2 separate regions of the Homo sapiens genome follow, and region 1 is linked to region 2. Evidence: read pairs that join two places in POLR2A ChIA-PET (ENCODE). Cell type or tissue: HepG2. All regions are shown on one strand. Links, peaks and the distances in the headings refer to the core of each region. The heading gives the core; the rest is flanking DNA. Region 1 overlaps FERMT3 (FERM domain containing kindlin 3). Region 2 holds the start of RPS6KA4 (ribosomal protein S6 kinase A4).

What was found. ChIA-PET counts read pairs that join two places held together with the same protein. Peaks named below come from ENCODE experiments on the same cell type or tissue, not always from the same donor. Only the 100,000 strongest peaks of a DNase experiment are listed, where the experiment ranks them.
Region 1: POLR2A ChIA-PET joins it to region 2 with 5 read pairs; 5 of 35 experiments call an interaction of 5 or more read pairs at or near these places.

What each region holds. Positions count from the first base shown.
Region 1 is chr11:64,211,884-64,217,495 of GRCh38, forward strand. All of the region lies in intron 6 of FERMT3 (FERM domain containing kindlin 3), which reads left to right. Among named protein-coding and RNA genes, the nearest start is that of FERMT3, 8.0 kb to the left of the region's middle. In HepG2, for the core only: no CTCF peak of the experiment used is centred there; no DNase peak of the experiment used is centred there.
Region 2 is chr11:64,357,998-64,365,857 of GRCh38, forward strand. RPS6KA4 (ribosomal protein S6 kinase A4) reads left to right here and starts at 1,165. Exons shown (of 17, transcript NM_003942.3): 1 at 1,165-1,293; 2 at 1,381-1,452; 3 at 2,166-2,384; 4 at 2,480-2,595; 5 at 3,137-3,244; 6 at 3,472-3,552; 7 at 3,645-3,748; 8 at 3,855-4,005; 9 at 7,304-7,468. The coding sequence starts at 1,239. RefSeq lists a silencer at 951-1,440 and enhancers at 1,190-1,717, 2,451-2,560. In HepG2, for the core only: no CTCF peak of the experiment used is centred there; no DNase peak of the experiment used is centred there; H3K4me3 peaks cover 259 bases.

The DNA of each region.
Region 1 (5,612 bases), core at 83-2,582, 150 kb before region 2:
ACTGACCCCACAAACACCCACTGAAACTCATCTACTCACCTCAGCATCAGGCCAGGTCCTGGGCCCCGGGCAGATGCTGAAGCGGATGAAGACCAGTAAGTCTCAGTGCCTGTTTCCCAGGGAGCTGTCAGGGAGGAAGCTAAGACCCACAGATCCTCATAGACAGTGTGTGTGTGGGTGCCCCTGAGAAGTCTGGGGCTCAGGTGGGAGAGGCCCAAGCCTGGGAGCTCTGGGAAGGCTTCCTGGAGGGGGCACCATTAGGGACTGCAGGACCTGGGGGTGGGTGAGGAAGGAAGCTTTGCAGGGTGGCCCCTCTGTGCCCTGTTCACTCTTCCTCCCTTCCTCCATTGGCAACCAACATGCTCCAGGCAAAATGCTCCATGCAATGTGCTTCGCGCACATCTCAAAAACTTCCCAGAAGTCCACAGGTTGCTCTTTCTACCTGTAGGCCCCACCTCTCTGCCCCCTTTCTCTGCAAAACATCGTAGTTGTCTGAACGCTTGCTCCGCAGAATCCCACTTCTTGCTTCCAAGCTTTCTCTGGGTGCTGTTCGACTCCCTCTCACTCCTTGGCCATGGCTATTCTATATATTTTGACACCATCCACACGTGAGAAGTGCACCTGCTGAGGTGGCCACGTCTCCAGGCTATCTGTTCCCTGGCCATGTCCCACCCGCTTCTTACTTGACCACTTACTTGCAGCATAGACACCACCCCGACCACTCCTCCAGAATATCTTCCTCCTGAAGCCTCCTGTACACTTGCTTGGGGGGTGGCCTCTCCCCAAGCCACTCTGCCAGGCTCTGTGATGTTCCCTCCTCCTCTCCATGGCCTCTCGGTGTTGGTGAGCCCCAGGCTCTGCCCCAGGCTCTGCTCTGGGCCTCTGCTCTCTCCTCTCCTTCTCTCAGTCATCTCCAGTCTTGTGGATTTCAATACCATCTCCACACTCTCTCCCAGCTGATCATCTCCAGCTCAGATGTCTCTCTCCTAAGCTTTATTTATTTATATATTTATTTATTTTTATTTTTTGAGACACAGTCTTGCTCTGTTGTCCAGACTGGAGGGCAGTAGTGTTATCCCGGCTAACTGCAGCCTGGACCTCCCAGGGTCATGTGATCCTTAAGCCTCAGCTCCCCAAGTAGCTGGGACGATAGGCGTGTACTATACCTGGCTAATTTTTTTTTTTTTTTTGACATGGAGTCTTGCTCTGTTGCCCAAGCTAGAGTGCAGTGGTGCAATCTCGGCTCACTGCAACCTCTTCCTCCTGGGTTCAAGCAATTCTCCTGGGATTACAGGTGTGGGCCTGGCTAATTTTTGTATTTTTTTAGTAGAGATGGAGTTTCACCATATTGGTCAGGCTGGTCTCGAACTCCTGACCTCAGGTGATCCACCTGCCTCAGCCTCCCAAAGTGCTGGGGTTATAGGAGTGTATTTTTTTAGTAGAGATGGAGTTTCACCATATTGGTCAGGCTGGTCTCGAACTCCTGACCTCAGGTGATCCACCCGCCTCAGCCTCCCAAATTGCTGGGGTAATAGGAGTGTATTTTTTTAGTAGAGATGGAGTTTCACCATATTGGTCAGGCTGGTCTCGAACTCCTGACCTCAGGTGATCCACCCGCCTCAGCCTCCCAAAGTGCTGGGGTTATAGGAGCGAGCCACTGCGCCTGGCCTAATTTTTTTTTTTTTTTTTTTGAGATGGAGTCTTGCTCTTGTTGCCCAGGCTGGAGTGCAATGACGTGATCTCAGGTCATCACAACCTCCGCCTCCTGGGTTCAAGCAGTTCTCCTGCCTCAGCCTCCCGAGTAGCTGGGATTACAGGCGTTGAGCCACCATGCCCAGCTAATTTTGTATTTTTAGTAGAGATGGACGGGGTTTCTCCATGTTGGTCAGACTGGTCTCGAACTCCTGACCTCAGGTGATTTGCCCACTTTGGCCTCCCAAAGTGCTGGGATTACAGGCGTGAGCCACGGCGTCGGGCCAGCTGTGCCTTTTTATTCTAGTGTTTTCTTCTCTATGACATATTTCCACTTCTTTGTTTTGCCATTTCACACATTATCTATTGACTTTGTAAGAAGGTTTCACTGTCTTACATTCTCTTCCCTGCCCACACAATACACACATTTCCTTGCCTCTTTCTAAGTGAGTAGTGTCTGTAGTCTTTGGTTAAAACAATGTGATATGGCTGTAAATAGTAACACATATAAATAGTGTTCCTAGTTAAGCCACAGAGTAACTATGATTATTTTTTCCCTTTTTGCTCAAATGGTTTTGAAGTTCATAATTGCCTTTTTTTTTTTTTTTTTTGAGATGAGTTTTGCTCTTGTTGCCCAGGCTGGAGTACAATGGCACAATCTCAGCTCACTGCAACCTCCACCTCGCGGATTCAAGCGATCTCCTGCTTCAGCCTCCCAAGTAGCTGGGACTGCAGGCACGCGCCACCATGCCCAGCTAACTGTATTTATTTATCTATTTTTGTTGTTGAGATGGAGTCTCGCTCTTGTTGCCCAGGCTAGAGTGCAATGGTGTGATCTTGGCTCACTGCAACCTCCGCCTCCCGGATTCAAGCGATTCTCCTGCCTCAGCCTCCCTAGTAGCTGGGATTACAGGCGCCCACCACCACGCCTGGCTAATTTTTTGTATTTTTAGTAGAGATGGGGTTTCACCATGTTGGTCAGGCTGGTCTCAAACTCCTGCCCTCAGGCGATCCACCTGCCTCAACCTCCCAATATGCTGGGATTACAGGCGTGAGCCACCATGCCTGGCCTACACTTTTCTTTCTTATTTTTCGGTTCTTTTTCTTTCTGTGTCCTACTCTCCGGAGACCTCTTCAACTTATCTTCTAAAATATCTATTGAATTTTTAATTTCTGTAACTATATTTTTAAGTTCCAAGAGCTCTTGTTTTTTGAGTGTTCTTTTATAGGGTTTTTTTTTTTTTGAGAGGGAGTTTCATTCTTGTTGCCCAGGCTGGAGTGCAATGGCGTGATCTCGGCCCACTGCAACCTCTGCCTCCTGGGTTCACGCGATTCTCCTGCCTCAGCCTCCCACATAGCTGGGATTACAGATGCCCACCGCCACCATGCCCAGCTAATTTCTTCTTGTATTTTGAGTAGAGATGGGATTTCACCATGTTGGCCAAGCTGGTCTCGAACTCCTGACCTCAGGTGATCCACCTGCCTTGGCCTCCCAAAGTGCTGGGATTACAGGCATGAGCCACCACGCCCGGCTCAGCTTATTTTTAACAAATGTGTATGGTTGTGCAACCATCACCACAATCCAGTTTTAGAACATTTCCACTGCCCCAGACAAGCACTGATTGCACGATGCCCATTTGCAGTCATTCCTCCTCCCACACCCCGACCACCACTGATCTGCTTTCCATGTGGCTTTAATTTACATTTCCCTGATGACTAATAAAGTTGAGTCCCTTTTCATAAGGCTATTAGCCATCTGGATATCCTGCTTTGTGAGGTTTCTGTTCAAACATTTTGACAATTGTCATATTGAGTCGTTTGTCTTTTTCTTATTGATTTGTAGGAGTTCTTTATATATTCTGGATATGAGCACTTTGCCAGATAAATACATTGTGAATATATTTTCCCCCTCTGTGCTTTGCCTTTTAATTGTCTGAATGGTTTCTTTTCATAAACAGCAGCTCTTTATTTTAATAGAACCAAATTTATATTTTTATCTTTCTTTTTTTATTTTTAGAGATGGGGTCTCGCTCTGTCACCCAGACTAGAGTGCAGTGGTGCGATCATAGCTCACTGCAACCTTGAACTCCTGGGCTCAAGCAATCTTCCTGCCTTAGCTTCCTGAGTGGCTGGGGCTACAGGCATGTGCCACAAGCCTGGCTAATTCTTTAAAAATTGTTTAGAGATGGAGTTTTGCTACGTTGCCCAGATTGGGTCTCAAGTTATCCTCCCGCTTCGGCTTCCTGAGAAGTTGGGATTTTTTTTTTTTTTTTAGACGGAGTCTCACTCTGTCACACTCAGGCTGGAGTGCAGTGGTACGATCTCGGCTTACTGCAACCTCCGCCTCCCGGGTTCAAGAGATTCCCCTGCCTCAGCCTCCTGAGTAGCTGGGATTATAGGCATCTGCCACCACACCCAACTAATTTTTGTATTTTTAGTAAAGACAGGATTTCACTATGTTGGTCAGGCTGGTCTCACACTCCTGACCTCAAATGATCCGCCCGCCTCGGCCTCCCAAAGTGCTAGGATTACACGCGTGAGCCACTGCGCCCAGTTACATTCCTTTAAAAAAAGAATATTCTGGTCTTGATTTATGAGTGCAGTGCTTTAGCTCTGTAAGGATTTTTTTTTTTTTTTTTGAGATGGAGTCTTCTTCTGTCACCCAGGCTGGAGTGCAATGGCAAGATCTCGGCTCACTGCAACCTCTGCCCCCCTGGTTCAAGCCATTCTCCTGCCTCAGCCTTCCGAGCAGCTGGGATTACAGGCATGCACCACCACGCCTGGCCTAATTATTTTTGTATTTTTAGTAGAGACGGGGTTTCACCACATTGGCCAGGCTGGTCTCAAACTCCTGACCTCGTGATCTGCCCGCTTCAGCCTCCCAAAGTGCTGGGATTACAGGCGTGAGCCACCGGGCCCAGCCTCTATAAGGATTTTTTCGCCGGGCGCGGTGGCTCACGCCTGTAATCCCAGCACTTTGGGAGGCCAAGGAGGGCGGACCATGAGGTCAGGAGATCGAGACCATCCTGGCTAACACGGTGAAACCCTGTCTCTACTAAAAATACAAAAAATTAGCCGGGCGTGGTGGTGGGCGCCTGTAGTCCCAGCTACTTGGGAGGCTGAGGCAAGAGAATGGCGTGAACCTGGGAGGCGGAGCTTGCAGTGAGCCGAGATCACGCCACTGCACTCCAGCCTGGGTGACAGAGCGAGACTCCATCTCAAAAAAAAAAAAAAAAAAAAAAGGCGGGTGCCACCATGCCCAGCTAATTTTTGTACTCTACAAGGATTTTGATTCACGTTTGAAGTTCTCTTCTGCGCCCTACCTGGCCTTTATTTCCTCCAAGCTGTTTTATTCTTGTTGTCTTGGTCTCTATGGTTCACTCTTGAAGCTTTCCTTAAATGTGGGTAGTCCATGCCTGTCCATTCATATTTAAAAGTGAAGCTCTAAGAAACCAATTGGAGACCCTGAGTGTGTGAGTAGGGCTTGGCATCTTGGTGGCCCCCTGGAGGCGATGGGGCCGGGCTGCCACTCTTTGTCGGGCATTTCTCTGGTGGCTCAGCCTCTCAGTGGCAACCCCACTGATCTTTCAACTGGAGATAGAAGGCTTCCTGCCAATGTCTTGGGTGACAAGTGGGAAAGGGTGTGGGTGTGTCACTCATCTGAATGCCAGCTTTCTTTAAATTTGTGTTTTTGCCGGGCACGGTGGCTCACGCCTGTAATCCCAGCACTTTGGGAGGCCAAGGCAGGTGGATCACCTGAGGTCAGGAATTTGAGACCAGCCTGATCAACATGGAGAAAGCCTGTATCTACTAAAAATACAAAAGTAGCTGGGCGTGGTGGTGCATGCCTGTAATCCCAGCTACTCAGGAGGCTGAGGCAGGAGAATCGCTTGAACCCGGGAGGCGGAGGTTGCGGTGAG
Region 2 (7,860 bases), core at 1,813-4,312:
GAGAGGCGGGGCAATTCGGCTGGGGTGCAGGATGTGAGTCAGGGTACCTGGGGCCACCCAGGGGAGGGTGGAGCTGCCCAGGGCTGAGATAAGGCAGCCTGAACTTGGGGGGTGCAGAGCTGGGAGGGACGGTCCGTCCGGCCTCCCAGGTGTGACCTGCAGCAGCTTGAGTTCCTCCTCCTCTCAGCCAGGGCTTCACAGGACAGGGGCGTGGGGTGGACACCCTGGCCTCTCCAGCTGGCAGAGGAGCTGAGAGCCCCTCCCACCGGCCTCAGGGTGTGGGGCCTCATGGCTGTCCCACTCTGCTAGGTGGCCCCATTGGTGGTCAGGAAGGGAAAGGCAGGAAGAAGACGGAGCAGGGGCTCAGGAGGACCAGTCAGCAGGGGCCCTGGGCCTCATGGGGAGAGGGGGCAGCCCCGTGTGGCACTGACATCTCTTCTTGAGGCCTGCTCAGGGCTCTAAGCTGGGTACTGCACCAGGCTAGGAGACAACAGGAGCAGAACACGTGAGGTGCGCATGGCACCTGGTGGGCTCTGCACGGTGACTGGGGGCTGAAGTGCTTCTGCAGGCACCCCCGACAGAAAGCTGGTCAGAAAACTGGCCACTCCTCTCCTTGCCATGGGGTCCCAGGCCGGGCTCCAGCCCCCTCTTGGTGATGAGGCTCCTCCTTGCAAAGGCCAGTCCTCTGGGGAGAGGGGCCCTGCTGGCCACCCCCAGGACGATGGAGTGGGGTGGGCTCCACTGCCTGAGAGTTGGGTGACTTCCAGGATCCAGACCCCCTCTCAGCCTGCCCAGCACCAGGCACCTCGTCCCCCACCTTGGGGCACAGACTCCTAATGTCCTCCAGCCACTGGCTGCAGCCGGCATTCCCGGGCAGATTCCTGGCTTGGGGACTAATGCCCCAGAGGCTCCAGGTTACCCACGGGCTCAGGGATGGCTCCCACGGGGTGTTTCCAGTTCCCGGGAGAGTCGAGTAAGGTCCCGGAGCGCACGGCCCTGAGGCCTGGCCTGGGGGCTCGGGAGACAGGGCGGCCCCAGCCGGCCGCCCACCGGCAGCCCGGCGCTGTCACGTTCCAGCCGCCTGACTCAGGCCGCGCAGGGCGGGGAGCCGGGAGGCGGTGCCGGCGCCCGCCTCGGCCCCGGAGGCGGCACCAGGAAGCGCCCGCCCCGGCCGGAGCCGCCATGTAACCGGCGCCGCCCGGAGCCCGAGCCGCGCGGGCCCCAGCGACCCGCCCGCCATGGGGGACGAGGACGACGATGAGAGCTGCGCCGTGGAGCTGCGGATCACAGAAGGTGGGTGTGGGGCCTGACTGCGGCTGCCCGGGGCAGGCCGGGACGGGTCATGGACCGGCTGGGCTCATTCGCCCCCTGTGCCCACAGCCAACCTGACCGGGCACGAGGAGAAGGTGAGCGTGGAGAACTTCGAGCTGCTCAAGGTGCTGGGCACGGGAGGTGAGGACCCCCATCCACCGGGCAGGCGTCCCAGGCGCGGTGCCCCTGACCTCCTGCCTGCTCACTCTTGGGCCTGGGCCAGGCCACTGAGCAGGCCCCCCACCCTTTCCCGGCACAGCCTGCCTTGCCTGCCCCGCCCTGCCTCGCCAGAGTTTGCATGCCCACTTCCAGGGCACTCCACATTGACATCACTCCTCCCTCCACGGTCCTGTGCGTGCATACCCCCCTGGATTTGCCAACACCCTGGGGAGGGGGACTGGCGCCCCTCTCAAGTGATTTGCATAGCTCCTCCCTTTCTTCCAATATGGGATCCCCCTCCCACATTTTGCAAATGCCCCAGCGCTGGTTTGCGCATCCCTTCCCCAGCCAGGTGCACACCTCTGCCTCCCTTCCTTGCACTGGCATCTTTTCACATCCATCTGATCTCTCGCAGGTTTGCATATGCCCCGCCCCCATGCCTCGCAGCAGGCCCCCTGGAGATGCATGCTCCCCAGCCTGGTTTGCACATCCTTTCCCTGGTTTTGCTGGGCACCCTCCCGGGGTGTGCACACCCTTTCCTTAGAAGGCTCTGCCAGCTTTTTGCACACCTGCCTGTTGCCCCAGCTCCTTCGCCTCATTTGCACACCCTCCTGGGTTGGCATCGCCCCCACCCCCCAAGCCTGCACCAATCTCCCGCTCACAGCCCACCCTCCACCCACTCGCTGCTCCCACAGCCTACGGCAAGGTGTTCCTGGTGCGGAAGGCGGGCGGGCACGACGCGGGGAAGCTGTACGCCATGAAGGTGCTGCGCAAGGCGGCGCTGGTGCAGCGCGCCAAGACGCAAGAGCACACGCGCACCGAGCGCTCGGTGCTGGAGCTGGTGCGCCAGGCGCCCTTCCTGGTCACGCTGCACTACGCTTTCCAGACGGATGCCAAGCTGCACCTCATCCTGGGTGAGCGCACACCACATCCCAACGGGGTTGGGGTGGCTGGGGGCAGGCGAGGCCACCTGACGGGGCTGCTTCCTGACTTCCACTGCACCTCCCAGACTATGTGAGCGGCGGGGAGATGTTCACCCACCTCTACCAGCGCCAGTACTTCAAGGAGGCTGAGGTGCGCGTGTATGGGGGTGAGATCGTGCTGGCCCTGGAACACCTGCACAAGGTGGGTGAAGACCTGGCCGCAGGCTGTTGCTATGGAAACTGGGTCTGTGCCTTGGAAGGAATCTGCACGCAGGGCAGCCTCAGGCTTCCCCCTGGGCTTCCTGGGGGGCCAGTGGTGAGCTGGGTGGGAATTGGAGCTGCTTCCCCTGGACCCCTTGCAGGAAGCCTCAACGTTGCCTGGTGGGGTCCCCTCCCCTGGCACCTCCTCGAAGGGGCTTTCCTCTTTCAGGGAACTCGGGGCTGCGTTCACAGAACTTCCTCAAATGGAAACCTCACGGCCTGGCTCCTAAGGCCTCCTTGAAATGGAGCTCTTCACACAGACTTTCCTCTCTCTGGGACCTTGGGGCCTGATCCACGGGGCCCTCCTTCTTTGTTTTATATCTTAAATGGCCTTTCTTATTCAGTGGCTCTGCCCTGGAGACCCCCTCTACAGGCAGATGACTTTCTCTGGGGGGTCTCCTTATCCTGAGCAGGGCCAGGAGCTGGAGGAGCTGGGGAGGGTTTCGGGGAGGAAGCCTCAGCACCCCTCTTGCTCCTACCAGCTCGGCATCATTTACCGAGACCTGAAACTGGAGAATGTGCTGCTGGACTCCGAGGGCCACATTGTCCTCACGGACTTCGGGCTGAGCAAGGAGTTCCTGACGGAGGAGGTGAGTGGAGGCCACCTCTGCCTGCAGTGCCCCATTCAATCCTTCTCCTTCCTGCCTCTTCCTGCTCTGGGCCTGCATTCTGGGGCTGCAGAAGTGAATAGCTCCAAGAAGTTTCCACAGCTCAGCTCTCCAACCTCACAAGTTGAGCGAGTCTTACTCTGGGCCTTGTGGGGCACTGGGGCACAGGAGAGGTTTCGACATCTAAGCAGGACCTCTTGCCCTCCCAGAAAGAGCGGACCTTCTCCTTCTGTGGCACCATCGAGTACATGGCCCCCGAAATCATCCGTAGCAAGACGGGGCATGGCAAGGTAGGTTGGCAGGGAAGTGGGGCTGGGGGAGGTGGAAAGGTGGGGTGTGAGGCAGGGGAGATGCAGGCCCTCACCCCGGCTCCACCCGGCAGGCTGTGGACTGGTGGAGCCTGGGCATCTTGCTCTTCGAGCTGCTGACGGGGGCCTCGCCCTTCACCCTGGAGGGCGAGAGGAACACGCAGGCTGAGGTGTCTCGGTGAGTAGGGCTGGACGTGGAGGGCGGCCAGAGGGCTGCAGGGCCTGCCTGGGCAGGGCTGTGGGTGGGGGGCTTGCTGCCCCTGACACCCCCCCAATCCTCCCAGACGGATCCTGAAGTGCTCCCCTCCCTTCCCCCCTCGGATCGGGCCCGTGGCGCAGGACCTGCTGCAGCGGCTGCTTTGTAAGGATCCTAAGAAGCGATTGGGCGCGGGGCCCCAGGGGGCACAAGAAGTCCGGAACCATCCCTTCTTCCAGGTGAGGCTGACTCAGGGCCCCATACCTCCTGGTGCATACCCAGGTGGGGCTGCTGTTCCAGGTTGAGGTTGTGCCTGGCCAGTTTCACTTTATTTGGAAATCCCCCCAGAGAAAGAAAGCAAGTGTGTGTCAGCTAGGTTTCTCTTCACATCCATCCCCACTGAAACTTGGCAGATGTGTTCCTGAAAGAAAGGATTCTAGGTTCATTGGCTGTTGGGGCTGTCAGGGATTTGAGAATGGATTGGTCGGTCCTTTCACTGGACAGACCCAGAGAAGGCAGGTGACCTGCCCCCGACGGCACAGTAAATGGTGCCGAGTTGGGAATAGACCTTGGGTCTAGATAGATCTCCTGCTGGTCCAAATCAGTACGGAAACCCACACTTATGGCTTTTAGCACCCACCCAGGCATTTTGTTCTTTGTCCCCGTCCCTGTACAGTCTGTGTGCCTGTCATTCAGATGGACGGTTGATCAGCACACATGGGTGTTTGCTCACTTGTTAGGAGCACACACATGTTAGAGTGCAGTGCAGAGTGAATCTGGCCATGCGAGAATGCACTGACTCAGGGGCTGGGCCTGGCCAGCGTCATCGCCCAGCAGGACTTTGTAACAGTCAATACCTACTGTGTGTCGGCCCTTTGCGGACATGAACTCATTTCACCCTCACAACTACCTGATTCTTATTTTTTAGACGGAGTTTCACTTTGTCTTCTGGGCTGGAGTGCAGTGGCACGATCTCGGCTCAGTGCAACCTCCACCTCAGGGGTTCAAGCGATTTTCCTGCCTCAGCCTCCCAAGTAGCTGGGATTACAGGCACAGGCCACCACGACTGGCTAATTTTTATATTTTTAGTAGAAACGGGGTTTCACCATGTTGGCCGGGCTGGTCTTGAACTCCTGACCTCAAGTGATCCACCTGCCTCATCCTCCCAAAGTGTTGGGATTACAGGTGTGAGCCACCACGCCCTGCCACAACCACCTTGATTTTTGTCCCCATCTTTACAGATGAGGAAGCTGAGGCTCCAAACAATTAAGTACTTTGTCCAGGAAGTGATGGAGCTCAGATTCAACCCAAGGCTGAGAGGCTTGAATGCCTGTGCTTAATGGTCTTCTGCTTAAGTGTAGGCATCAGATTTGCCATCCGTCTGACATCTAAACAAAAGCACCCATTTCTGGGTACTTATTGTGGGCCAGGTACTGTGTTACTCATACTTCGAGTGCCATCTCTTTGAATCTTCCAAGCCCTGGGAGGGCCTGCCTGAGATGATTTCTTACATAGGAATCTATGTCTTTGAGGTGAAGATGTCCCTTTGCACGGGGTGGGGAAAGCATCTGAGCAGTGTTGGTTTCTTTCAGTGAATTCCGTAAGCCCACCCTTCACCTATGCTGGGTGCTGCGCTGGATACTGGAGTGGGTTGACCAGTCATACAGGAGAGGCCCCAAGGTCTTCAAGGCCTGATGTGTGGAAGGGTGTTTCCCTCCTTCTGTCTTTTCTTTTTCTTTTCTTTTTTTTTGGAGACAGAGTCTTGCTCTATTTCCCAGAGTGCAGTGGCATGATCATGGCTCACTGCAACCTCTGCTTCCCTGGTTCAAGTGATTCTCCTGCCTCAGCCTCCCGAGTAGCTGGGATTACAGGTGCGCACCATCATGGCCAGCTTATTTTTGTATTTTTAGTAGAGTCAGGGATTCACCATGTTGGCCAGGCTGGTCTCAAACTCCTGGTCTCGTGATCTGCCCGCCTTAGCCTCCCAAAGTGCTGGGATTACAGACACATGAGCCACCACGCCTGGCCTCCTTCTGCTTTTTCTTGGACAGCTTCTTTGGTGAGAGCAGTGCTCAGGTCCTTGGTGGTAGAACTGGAGCCTTCCAGCTTGAGTCAGTCATCTTGGCTACATCGACAAAAAGTCCAACTCAAAATGGTGATATCTGTTGGAATCAAGTTTGGTGCTAGCCACAGAGATCAGAATGAACAGAGTGACCTAAGAGGTTTACTTATAAGTAAACCTTTTATTATACTTACTTATAAATAAGTGGCTTACTTATTTTTCTTTTCACATAAAAGAAGTCCAGATTAGCAGACCAGGGCTGCCGCAGTGTCTTCACAGTGCCACATTGTCTTCAGGAATCCAAACTCTTCCTCTTCTTTTTTTTTTTTTAATTTTTTTTTTATTCTTAGCAAGTAGCTTCTATCCCTGGGGTTGCTTCATGGTCCAACATGGTTGCTGGAGCTCTTGCCATCTAAGCTGTCTCCCAGGTAGGGAGCAGGAGGAAGGAGAAGGGGCAAAAGGAGCACATGCCACCTAGCAACCTCCCTCTTCAGGATCTGTTCCTGGAATCCTACCTAATAATTTTTTTCTGATAAGTTTTGGTCACCCCTAACTGCAAGCAAGTTTGTAAAAATATTCTTTTAATTGTGTATATTGGTTCGTGGAATAAAACTGGGGCTATGGTACTAAGGAAGACAGGGAGAATGGATATTGAGCAGGCAATCAACAGATTCTGCCGCATTAGCTTAAACATAAATGGGCATGTTTTGGCTCTCATAAGTGAAAAGGTCGAGGGAAAGTGGTCTGACTTAAGGCAAGACCACATCCAGGTGCTGAAACTATGTCCCTTGGTTCTGCTTTTTCTGCATGGGGACTTCATCTAACCCTGAGAGGGTCCCCAGCAGTTCCAGACCACATCCTCTTAGATTTAAGTCCAGCAGGAGAAAGAGATTTGTTTTTCACGCCAACTCTTTTTTTTTTTTTTTTTTTGAGATGGGGTTTTCGCTCTTGTCGCCCAGGCTGGAGTGCAGTGGCGCTATCTTGGTTCACTGCAACCTCTGCTTCCTGGGTTCAACTGATTCTCCTGCCTCAGCCTTCTGAGTAGCTGGGATTACAGGTGTGCACCACCACGCCCAGCTAATTTTTTTTTTTTTTTTTTGTATTTTTAGTAGAGATGGGGTTTCACCATGTTAACCAGGCTGGTCTTGAACTCCTGACCTCAGGTGATCCAGCTGCCTTGGCCTCCCAAAATCCTGGGATCACAGGCATGAGCCACCACGCCCGACCTTTTCACACCAATTCTATTAAAAGTTCCAGAACTGACTAAGTGTGGTGTCATGGTGGTTCTCTAAGGGGAATAGGGATTGTGTTACCAGAGGGAGAGAGAAGCCAGGGAGGCAGGAGGAACAGCTGCCCACCCCAAATGCCAGATGGGCCCTTGCCTCATGGAGGAACTGCCCAGTGAGGGTGGGCTGAGTGGAGGGAGTTTCTCGTTCCTGGCCTTTGACACCTGACCTCTGATTCCCTTCCCTCAGGGCCTCGATTGGGTGGCTCTGGCTGCCAGGAAGATTCCAGCCCCATTCCGGCCCCAAATCCGCTCAGAGCTGGATGTGGGCAACTTTGCGGAGGAATTCACTCGGCTGGAGCCTGTCTACTCACCCCCTGGCAGCCCCCCACCTGGGGACCCCCGAATCTTTCAGGTGAGGGGAAACTCATGGAACCCAGATGCAGGAGAGATGAGATGTTGCTGTCTGCCTCAGCCCTGGCTGGCCCGAGGACACTGCCTAGGCCTTGTGTCCTGATTGGGACTCAGCGTCTCCCCTAGACGTCGCCACTTCAGTGGGACCTAGGGTTGTCAGTCACAGAGACCACCCAGGCAGGATGTGTGTTTGATAGTTCATGGTTTATCTTTAAACCTTCTGTTAATTTCCCTTCTATTCCATCATCTCTTTATTGTTATGTAAAAATATTGTTTGAAATTATTCACTTGCGGCTGGGTGTGGTGGCTCACACCTGTAATCCCAGCACTTTGGGAGGCTGAGGCAGGTGGATCACTTGAGGTCAGGAGTTCGAGACCAGCCTGGCCAACATG